2 separate regions of the Homo sapiens genome follow, and region 2 is linked to region 1. The links are chromatin loops, found by intact Hi-C in ENCODE. Cell type or tissue: ascending aorta. All regions are shown on one strand.

Region 1 (4,000 bases):
AAAATAAAACCTGTCCCCGAAGTTTTAGTAATGAAAGAGCACTGGAATACGAGTTTTCTGAAACCTATTAGTTGTATAACATTAAATGTGAATTTAGAAATGGGCACCAGATACTTAAGACCTTTATGTGCCAGGGAATGCACTAGATGATTCACATGAGTAAAAATAATTTTCAGAGTCCTAGGACAAGTCTCCTCTTCATCCCCAAAGAACTCAGCCACTATCACGGGGCAGAACCCATAAACAAGTCAGAAACTCGTTTTTTCAATCTTAGGAAAAAATATAGCTCTAGATCCCTTCTACTTGAACCTCCATACAAAATAATAACTGTTTCCAAAATATTCCTTAGCAAGATATACAAGTATTTTACCAACTGGGCTTTCCCCCCTAAACTATCACAACTACTGCCCACTTCCCTATCCCATCTTCCTGCCTCCAACAGTGTAATTTGATTCCTCTGCACATGCTTTTCTTCTCTTCGAGCAAGCTCTTCCATCTTTCCTGTGGAAGAATTACCATCATTCTTCAAGGCCAGTCAAAAGTGCGGTGGTGATAAGCCTTTCACGGAGGCTAGCTCACGCATGGATACTTCACAGCAACTGAACTTGGCCCCTTTATAGCACTAACCGTTAGGTATTAACTACCTGTTCACCTGTCAATTTCCATCAGGTAGGCACAGTTCTTATTGACCTCTACGTACTCCCTCCCTAACACACGGATTATACCTGGCATATACTAACTGCTGGATAATTGGTTGCCAACAGCAACCTCTCACCCTAAGGAAAACCCCACAACACTGTTAGTTTCTAAACATCTGCTGAGAAAACGTTAACACAGGACTTGAAAGTGTATCAGAAAAACATAAACCAAGAGATGAGTGGACTGGGTCAAGCCTGACACAAAGTAACATAGAAAGGCGAAGGCAAAAACAAAGGGAAAAAAAACCCCCAAAACTGTACTATATTCCCAAGGGAGGGAGATTTCACAAAATGAGCAGTGGATAAGATTAGTAATATGAACAGCAAGTTGTGCAGCCTCCGGAAAGAATGCGCAAGGGTATCAATCTTCTAAGAGTGAGGTTCCAGGCACCGAATGGACTGGTCTTACAGCCCGGACAAGAAACGGAGACCGCTTGGTTGGGCTCCAAGACGGAGGTGTGCGGTCCTGCCACTGCGAACGGGGCGGGGAAGAGAGGAAATGACGAGCCAAAAGGGGTGGTAACGGCGCCGGGCCGGAGACCCGGGCGGAGCGGGCTGGGAGGAGGGGCGCGGCGGAGCAGGGGGAGTGGGCGAACTAACGGCCCCCTCTCCCCACCAGGGAGACAGCGGGGGCGGGCCCATAGGGCTCCGAGGCGTGGGCGGGCCAGCCCCGTTGCCAGCCGCACACGGGACCCCGCGGCCGCGGCGCGCACCCTCCCCAGGCCTCCCTCCCGACCTAGAGGGGCTGCAGATAAGACAGACCCGGCTCGCTGGGAGCGGGGAGCGGGGGGCGCGGGCCCCGGGGAGGCTTCCTGTCCCAAGGGCCGGAGAGTGGAGAGTGCAAGGGCAGGTTTAAGTTTGCGGCCAGAACGACCAGGAGGAAATCGCCGAGGCCCAGGGCGCGCATGTGTCCCCTAGTGTAGGGCCATTCGTGGCCCCAGGCCTGGGGCCTGAGAACCTGGGCCTGAGTCGGGGAACAGGGACGCATTCCCAACTGGCCCTGGCACCCTGCGAGGGTCGGAGCCCCGAGGTGCCTGCTCCCCGAGGCGCCATCCCCGCGCGGGGCGGCCCCTGCAGGCCTCGGCCGGGAGTGCCCCGAGGCGCTCGCAGGCCCCGGGCCGGGGCCGCTGGCCGCCCGGCTCGGCTAGGCTCAGCTCGACTCCCCGGGCTCGACGGGCGCCTGGGCCTCTCCTGAGTGGTCAGCGAGACCCGCCAATCGGGGCGCTGGGGCCGGCTCTGGGCCGCTGGATATTGGCTCCTCACACTCACCGTGCCTCGCTCCCCCGGTTCGCTGCCCGCGCTGATTGGCTCCAGTACCGGACTCCGAAACCCAATCAGAGGCTCCAGCCGCCGCTGCCGCCGCCACTGCCGCTGCCTAGCAAAATGGCGAACCCGAACAAAGGGGAATCGGGCCTCCCTCCAACCGCCTCCGCGCAGGCGCCTCTGAGGCCACGCCCACTAACTCCAGTTCAGGGATCGCCCCACCCCTTCGGAGGAGCAACGCGCAGGCGTTCCCTGAAGCCACGCCCACCTTCCCGCTTTGACACCACCCCCAGTGAAAGGAATACGCAGGCGCTTTCCAGACGCGCCAGACCCTTCAACTCAAAACGCTGCCTTGAGCTTAGTACTACGCAGGCGCTAACTAGCCCCTTTGCCAGCTGCCCACCCCTTTCCAAGTGGCCACTAGGACACACCCCTGCGGCTAATGCGCAAGCGCCACTTTTCCCGACTCGTGGGGCAGTTTCGTTACGCATGCGCGGGCGGCGGCGGGAAACCACGGAATTTACTGCCGGAAGTTCGGCGGCCTTCGCCAAAGAGTGTGGGCTCGGCTAGCAAGCTAGAGGGGCTCGTTTCCGCCCCGCTACCGGGCGGGGGCGGCCATCTTAGATGCGTGCAATTAAGGGCTTTGGCGGGATTGGCTCCGCGTTTGGGCTGGTCCGCTGCTCCCCACCTACCAGGGTCGGATCCGGAGCCCTTCCCCGCGGGGCGGGGACCTCCAAACAACCGACTCCTTTCCAGGTGAAGGGTGACTTGGGTACGTTGGGGCTTTGAGCGAGCCTCCCCGCACCCTCCCATAGGACCCCAGGACAGACTGCGTCCTCGCTGACCCGCCCTAGGGTAGGAGACAGAGAATGGGAGGCTTCAATAGACTCTTTCCTTCTCCCACGCACCCCCCAAAAAAGTGGGGGGTGAACGTTCCTTGAGAGGCCGCCTTCCTTTCCCCACGCCTGGGGCTCAGCACGCCAGTACCCTGTACACTCTGTGGTTGCGGCTTAACGGGACTGTGGCCAAGTCCCTTCTGTTTTCTTCTAAGCCAGACCCACTGGGGAAATACTTTTGCGTCGTGCAGAGAAAAGGAGACCGTCCTAAATCGGCCTTGCTCCGGAGTGGCCCTGGAGAAAGGAGGAGGCGTGTCTTAGGGATGGGCTTTGCTTCCGCTGACGGAGCGGGGCGCTCCAGGAAAGCACGAAATGAGAGCGGGTCGAGACAGCCTCCGAACCTAAGCGTTCTTCCTCTTTGCCCCAGAAGGGTTTTGTATTACGTCCCAGGGGCCGAACAAACTCACATTCATCGATAAACGTTGGGGAAAAAAGCCTATTAAGTGGTTGTACAGGGCAATCAGAATATTATATACTAAGGCTGCCTAAGCATTTTTACTTCCTTTTCCCTTCTCATAGCTGAAGAAACACTTAAATTCTGGAAATAGCGACTCAGTATCATGGCCAGCAGCCTTAATGAAGATCCAGAAGGAAGCAGAGTGCGTAACAACTATTGACTTATTGGTGAACTGAAATTCGTAATAATGGAGGTCAAAAGCATAAACACTTTTTAATTAAATTAATGATTGCATTATCTTTTTTTCTCTCTAGCTGATTTACTTTAAAAAGGCTCAAAATTCTAGGCAGGGATCATCCATTACTTTCCTTTTACACATGCTGTAATTGGTTTGGCTTTAAATCAGATTGGAGGAAGGGGTGCCGGGAGAGGTAGTCGTGGGGGACACAAAATACAGAAAAATAGCTTAGTATTTTACTGTATCTAATAAAACATTGTCTTTTCCTTTGCACATTTTTTAGATCACTTATGTGAAAGGAGACCTTTTTGCATGCCCGAAAACAGACTCTTTAGCCCACTGTATCAGTGAGGATTGTCGCATGGGCGCTGGGATAGCTGTCCTCTTTAAGAAGAAATTTGGAGGGGTGCAAGAACTTTTAAATCAACGTGAGTTTTGGAAACCACTTACCTGGTTTGCCCTGGCTAGAGCACCTTTTAATCTGTTACACTTTAATAAAATATGCGTG
Region 2 (4,000 bases), 660 kb before region 1:
CCAGCTTGACCTTCATCATCAATGGTGTGGAGTTCCCTCTGCCACCTTCCTCCTATATCCTCAGTGTAAGTCCTGGTCCCTGCAGGCTGAGCCACCATGATTGGGGTTGGGAGGAAGGGCTGGGGAGCCAGAAATGCTGGGTCTCCTGCCTTGTGCCATTTTCCGACTCCACGCTTGTACTCATTTATCTTCCCCACTCATTGATTCTAAACCCCCTTCTCTGGAACAAGGCTATGAAATAGAAGATTGTCATCTATGATCAATTATTATTAATTAGTGGGGAGAGGCACTGGGCTCTTTGTTGAGCACTTACTAGGGCAGACCACTGTGCAAAGCACTTTGCTTCATGATCCCATTTAATTGTCACAGTATTTAATGAGGGAGATACTCATTTCTGTTTTACAAATGAAAACTTGGAGGTTCAGAGAGGTTGAGTAACTGACTCAAGGCGACACAGCTAAGGTTTGAATTCAAGTTGGTTTGGCTCCAAGGTTTAACCACCAGGCTGATCTGCTCCAAATTGGGAGCAGGAGGGAGGTCTGTGGGAAGAGAAGTTTCCCATCATGGGGAGAGGAGACCCTGCTGAGGACCACGGCAGCCTGAATGTACCTGTTCCAGAAATCCTCCCACCCGCTCTGCTCTGGTGGCTCAGTTGGCCTATGAGCCCTCAAGGCAGAGACCCTGGCTCCCTCAGCTCTGCACTTGTGCTCCCAGCCCAGGGCTCAGAGCTGAGCAGGGCCCAGCTCATGTGTGGACAAATGAATGAGTGCTGCCTTTCTTTGTTGAGCAGAACAACGGCTACTGCACCGTGGGAGTCGAGCCCACCTACCTGTCCTCCCAGAACGGCCAGCCCCTGTGGATCCTCGGGGATGTCTTCCTCAGGTCCTACTATTCCGTCTACGACTTGGGCAACAACAGAGTAGGCTTTGCCACTGCCGCCTAGACTTGCTGCCTCGACACGTGGGCTCCCCTCTTCCTCTTGACCCTGCACCCTCCTAGGGCATTGTATCTGTCTTTCCACTCTGGATTCAGCCTTCTTTTTCTGGACTCTGGACTTTCTCTAATAATAAATAGTTCTTCTTTATGTTGGTCATCCTGTTGTTTTTGGAAGGGAGTTTTCCCTGAGTGGCTACAAGGTTTCCTGGTGGGTCACTGTGATTCTAAGAGAAATGGGACCTAAGGCATGGCTTGGGATGGGCTCTGTAACCCTCAGAGCTTAAAGTTCATACTTTTCCCCTGGAAAGGGAAGACAGTGGTAGCGCCATCATGGGTGGGTGGGTGGCGGGCCGGGGGAGAGTGTTCCTACTTGAGTCACAGAGAAATCGAGCCTATTTGCTGGAACCAACTCAGCAAGGGATCTTGTCCCTTTGGACTTCATCCCTGTCCTCCTCAGGAGCCTCTTAGCAAAAGATCCAGAAACCAGGAGCAACATTGTATGTGGGGAAGGAGGAGAGAGAGGAAGAAAAGGAGGAGGGGAAGGAGAAGAAAAGCAGGGGAGGGGCTGGGGGAGGAGACAGGGAAAAAGGGGCGGGGAAGAGGAGAAAGTAGAGAATGATGCCTCCGCACCCTGTGAACTTCCAACAAGGGAAGGTGACATGAAAGGAGCTCAGACAATTTCTGTCCAGCAACATGACAGCAAGCTCAGGCTGGTGAGTGGGGCGTGAATGTAGAACCCATAATGGGGGCAGGCTGCCTTCTACTGTCATATTTTACCCTGTACTTCGCCAGGCTCACCCTGGCCTTGCCCCTTATGATCGGGGCAGGGATAAAAGTGCAAGATCCAGGTCCTGCACCCTACTCCTGAAGAGAAGCTGGAATTTGCCACAGGTGGAGTTTCTATGGCAACAGCACACCATCTGGGACCCTCTCTTTCTTAGACTGCCGAAGGACAGCAGGCTGCAGGTTCCTTTTAGGGGGTCGGACAGGCTACAGAATGTATCTTAGTGAGCCCTGGTTTGGGACTTTACTGAGAGGAGAAAGAAAACTTGCAAAGAGGTAGAAGTGGATCAGAGGTTCCAAGTCAAGAGCCTCTTTCCCTGTAAGCCTTAGTCCGCTGAGCGGGACTACAAATCCCGGCGTGCCTAGCGGGACTGCAGCGAGAACTACGCTTCCCAGTGGGCGCCGAGGCAGAGCGGCTGGGAGGCGGGGCGGGTGCTGCCCTCTGCCGGGCGCGGAGGGAAGTGTGCGTGGAGTGACAGCCGGAGCCCGGGCGCCGGGCGCGGGGCTCGGTGACAGCGGAGGCGGCGGCCCGGGCGGGACGCAGGGAGCGGCCGCGGCGCCGACGGCGGCGGGAAGGGCGGACGGGGCGGGCCTCCCTGGTGGCACGGGGCCGGAGCAGGCCGGGAGCAGGTGGCGGGCACAGCTTGCGGGCCAGGCACCCGAACTTGCGACAAGTTGCCGGAGCCGCGGGGCGCGGGCGGCGGACAGATTGACCTTCAGAGCGAGGTGAGCGGGACCGGGGAGCGAGAGGCACGAGGAGGGCCCGGGACCCCCGACCCAGGCTCCCTGGCCCCTATCCCGTGGGTCCCGGAGACAGGTGGGAGGGTGGGGGATGCCGGCAGGAGAGGGAAGCAGGACCGTGCGCGCCGCCACCCACCCGCAGTCCGTCCGCCCCCGGGCGCCCAGCGCGTGGCCCGAGCGGCGCTGCCCGCCGAGCCGGGAGCCCCCTCGGCCCCTCCCTTCAGGCGCGGGCCGGGGGCGGCTTCTCCGCGACCTTATGTAACCGGGCGGGAGGGGCCGGGCGGGCATGGGCCTTCCCGGCCCGGAGCTGGGAGTCGAAGGGGCGGGAGGCGTGATGGTGAACTCGCAAGAAGTTTGAGGGACGCGCGGGCCCCGCGCCCACTCCCCCTCCACCGGACACGGCTGGGGCCGGCGATGCCTGAGAGGGGGTCGGAGGTAGGGGAGGTGTGCGGGGGCTGAGTCTGGCCAGGCCAGCGGGGGGAGTGGGAGGGCCAGAGCGGCGCCACGCCCCGGGGGCTGGGCTGATGGGGGGGCGGGTGGAAGTACCATCTCTCCCTCCCTTCCCGTCCCTTCCTCCAGCTCGGTCTCTTGAAGAAGCCGCCCCTGGCCCCGTCCCCTCGAGTCCCTGGGCAGTCTCTTTCTCCCCGTGGGTTATTCTATGACCCTGGGGAACACCAACCCCGGAGCGCTCCCTCCGTGCGCCCCGTTGTCTGCCTCCCCCCGGGTTCCCAGCTGCCTGCCCGCCCCCCGAGTTTCCCCCTCCCCCCGTCTCGGTCCCGAATCCCGGAAAACACGCCCCCTTCCCCCCGATCCCCCGAGTCCGTGCCGCCCACCCCTGGGCTGTCCCGACCAGCTCTGGCCCAGCGCGTCCGCTCGCCTCCTGGAAGGGAGCGGGCAGATGCCAGCTCGGCCCCCTCCCCGCGCGGGGTTCCGGCTTCACGCACGGCTGCCCCGAGCTGCTCCGGGCTGCGCGAGCAGGTTCGCGCCGCAGCCGCCTGGCGCGCCCCAGCCCCGCGCCCCGGGTGAGGAAGGGAGGGAGCCCGGGGCGGGGCTTGTCTGCGCGAACCCCGCTGGGCCCAGGCCCCCGCCCTCCGCTCTCCGCCAGCCCCTGGCCGCTGCGCCTTCCCCCGAACCCCCCTCAGCTCCAGCCGTCGTTCTCTCGCCTGTCTGTTCTGGGGACGGTTCAGCGCGGAGCTTCTGCACTCAACTTGAGCGCAGTTTTTGGCTTAGAGCTCGCTGGGGAAGTGCAGGTTAATTACTGCCCAGCTCCCATCCTCTGCCCTCCCCCCATCCCGAGTGAGGGGCTGCTTCATCCCTCAGGGAAAGGGACAAGACGGATGCAGGCCCCCAGTGACACCTCTGGGGTGTGGCCTCAGGCCCCTGCACCCGCCCTGGCCGAGATTCCATTGGCCCAGACCTGGCACTGTTGGGCAGCTGGGGATGAGGTTGGAGGCTGGTCTCTGGTTTCCTTCTGGGTGGACAGATGCGGATGCGCTCGGTTAGAACGCAGTTCTTGGTGCCACGACTGGGAGACAGTCCT

The links. Peaks named below come from ENCODE experiments on the same cell type or tissue, not always from the same donor. Only the 100,000 strongest peaks of a DNase experiment are listed, where the experiment ranks them.
Region 2: it touches region 1 in a loop (4-fold over the local background); 13 of 110 quality-filtered maps call a loop at or near these places.

Annotation. Positions count from the first base shown.
Region 1 is chr6:41,071,052-41,075,051 of GRCh38, reverse strand. OARD1 (O-acyl-ADP-ribose deacylase 1) reads left to right here and starts at 2,696. Exons shown (of 6, transcript NM_001329686.2): 1 at 2,696-2,816; 2 at 3,377-3,456; 3 at 3,776-3,920. The coding sequence starts at 3,418. NFYA (nuclear transcription factor Y subunit alpha) reads right to left here and starts at 2,078. Exons shown (of 10, transcript NM_002505.5): 1 at 1,968-2,078. RefSeq lists silencers at 1,188-1,347, 1,378-2,007 and enhancers at 2,388-2,437, 2,468-2,677. In ascending aorta, a CTCF peak has its summit at 1,745 (motif pointing left); DNase peaks (open chromatin) are centred at 1,201, 2,281, 2,451 and 3,081; H3K4me3 peaks cover 4,000 bases; H3K27ac peaks cover 4,000 bases.
Region 2 is chr6:41,733,795-41,737,794 of GRCh38, reverse strand. It overlaps TFEB (transcription factor EB), which reads left to right and starts at 2,187. Exons shown (of 9, transcript NM_001271944.2): 1 at 2,187-2,445. PGC (progastricsin) reads left to right here. Exons shown (of 9, transcript NM_002630.4): 8 at 1-65; 9 at 791-1,084. The coding sequence ends at 943. RefSeq lists silencers at 2,029-2,498, 2,539-3,068, 3,199-3,638. In ascending aorta, a CTCF peak has its summit at 2,151 (motif pointing left); DNase peaks (open chromatin) are centred at 2,104, 2,994, 3,464 and 3,594; H3K4me3 peaks cover 2,434 bases; H3K27ac peaks cover 1,854 bases.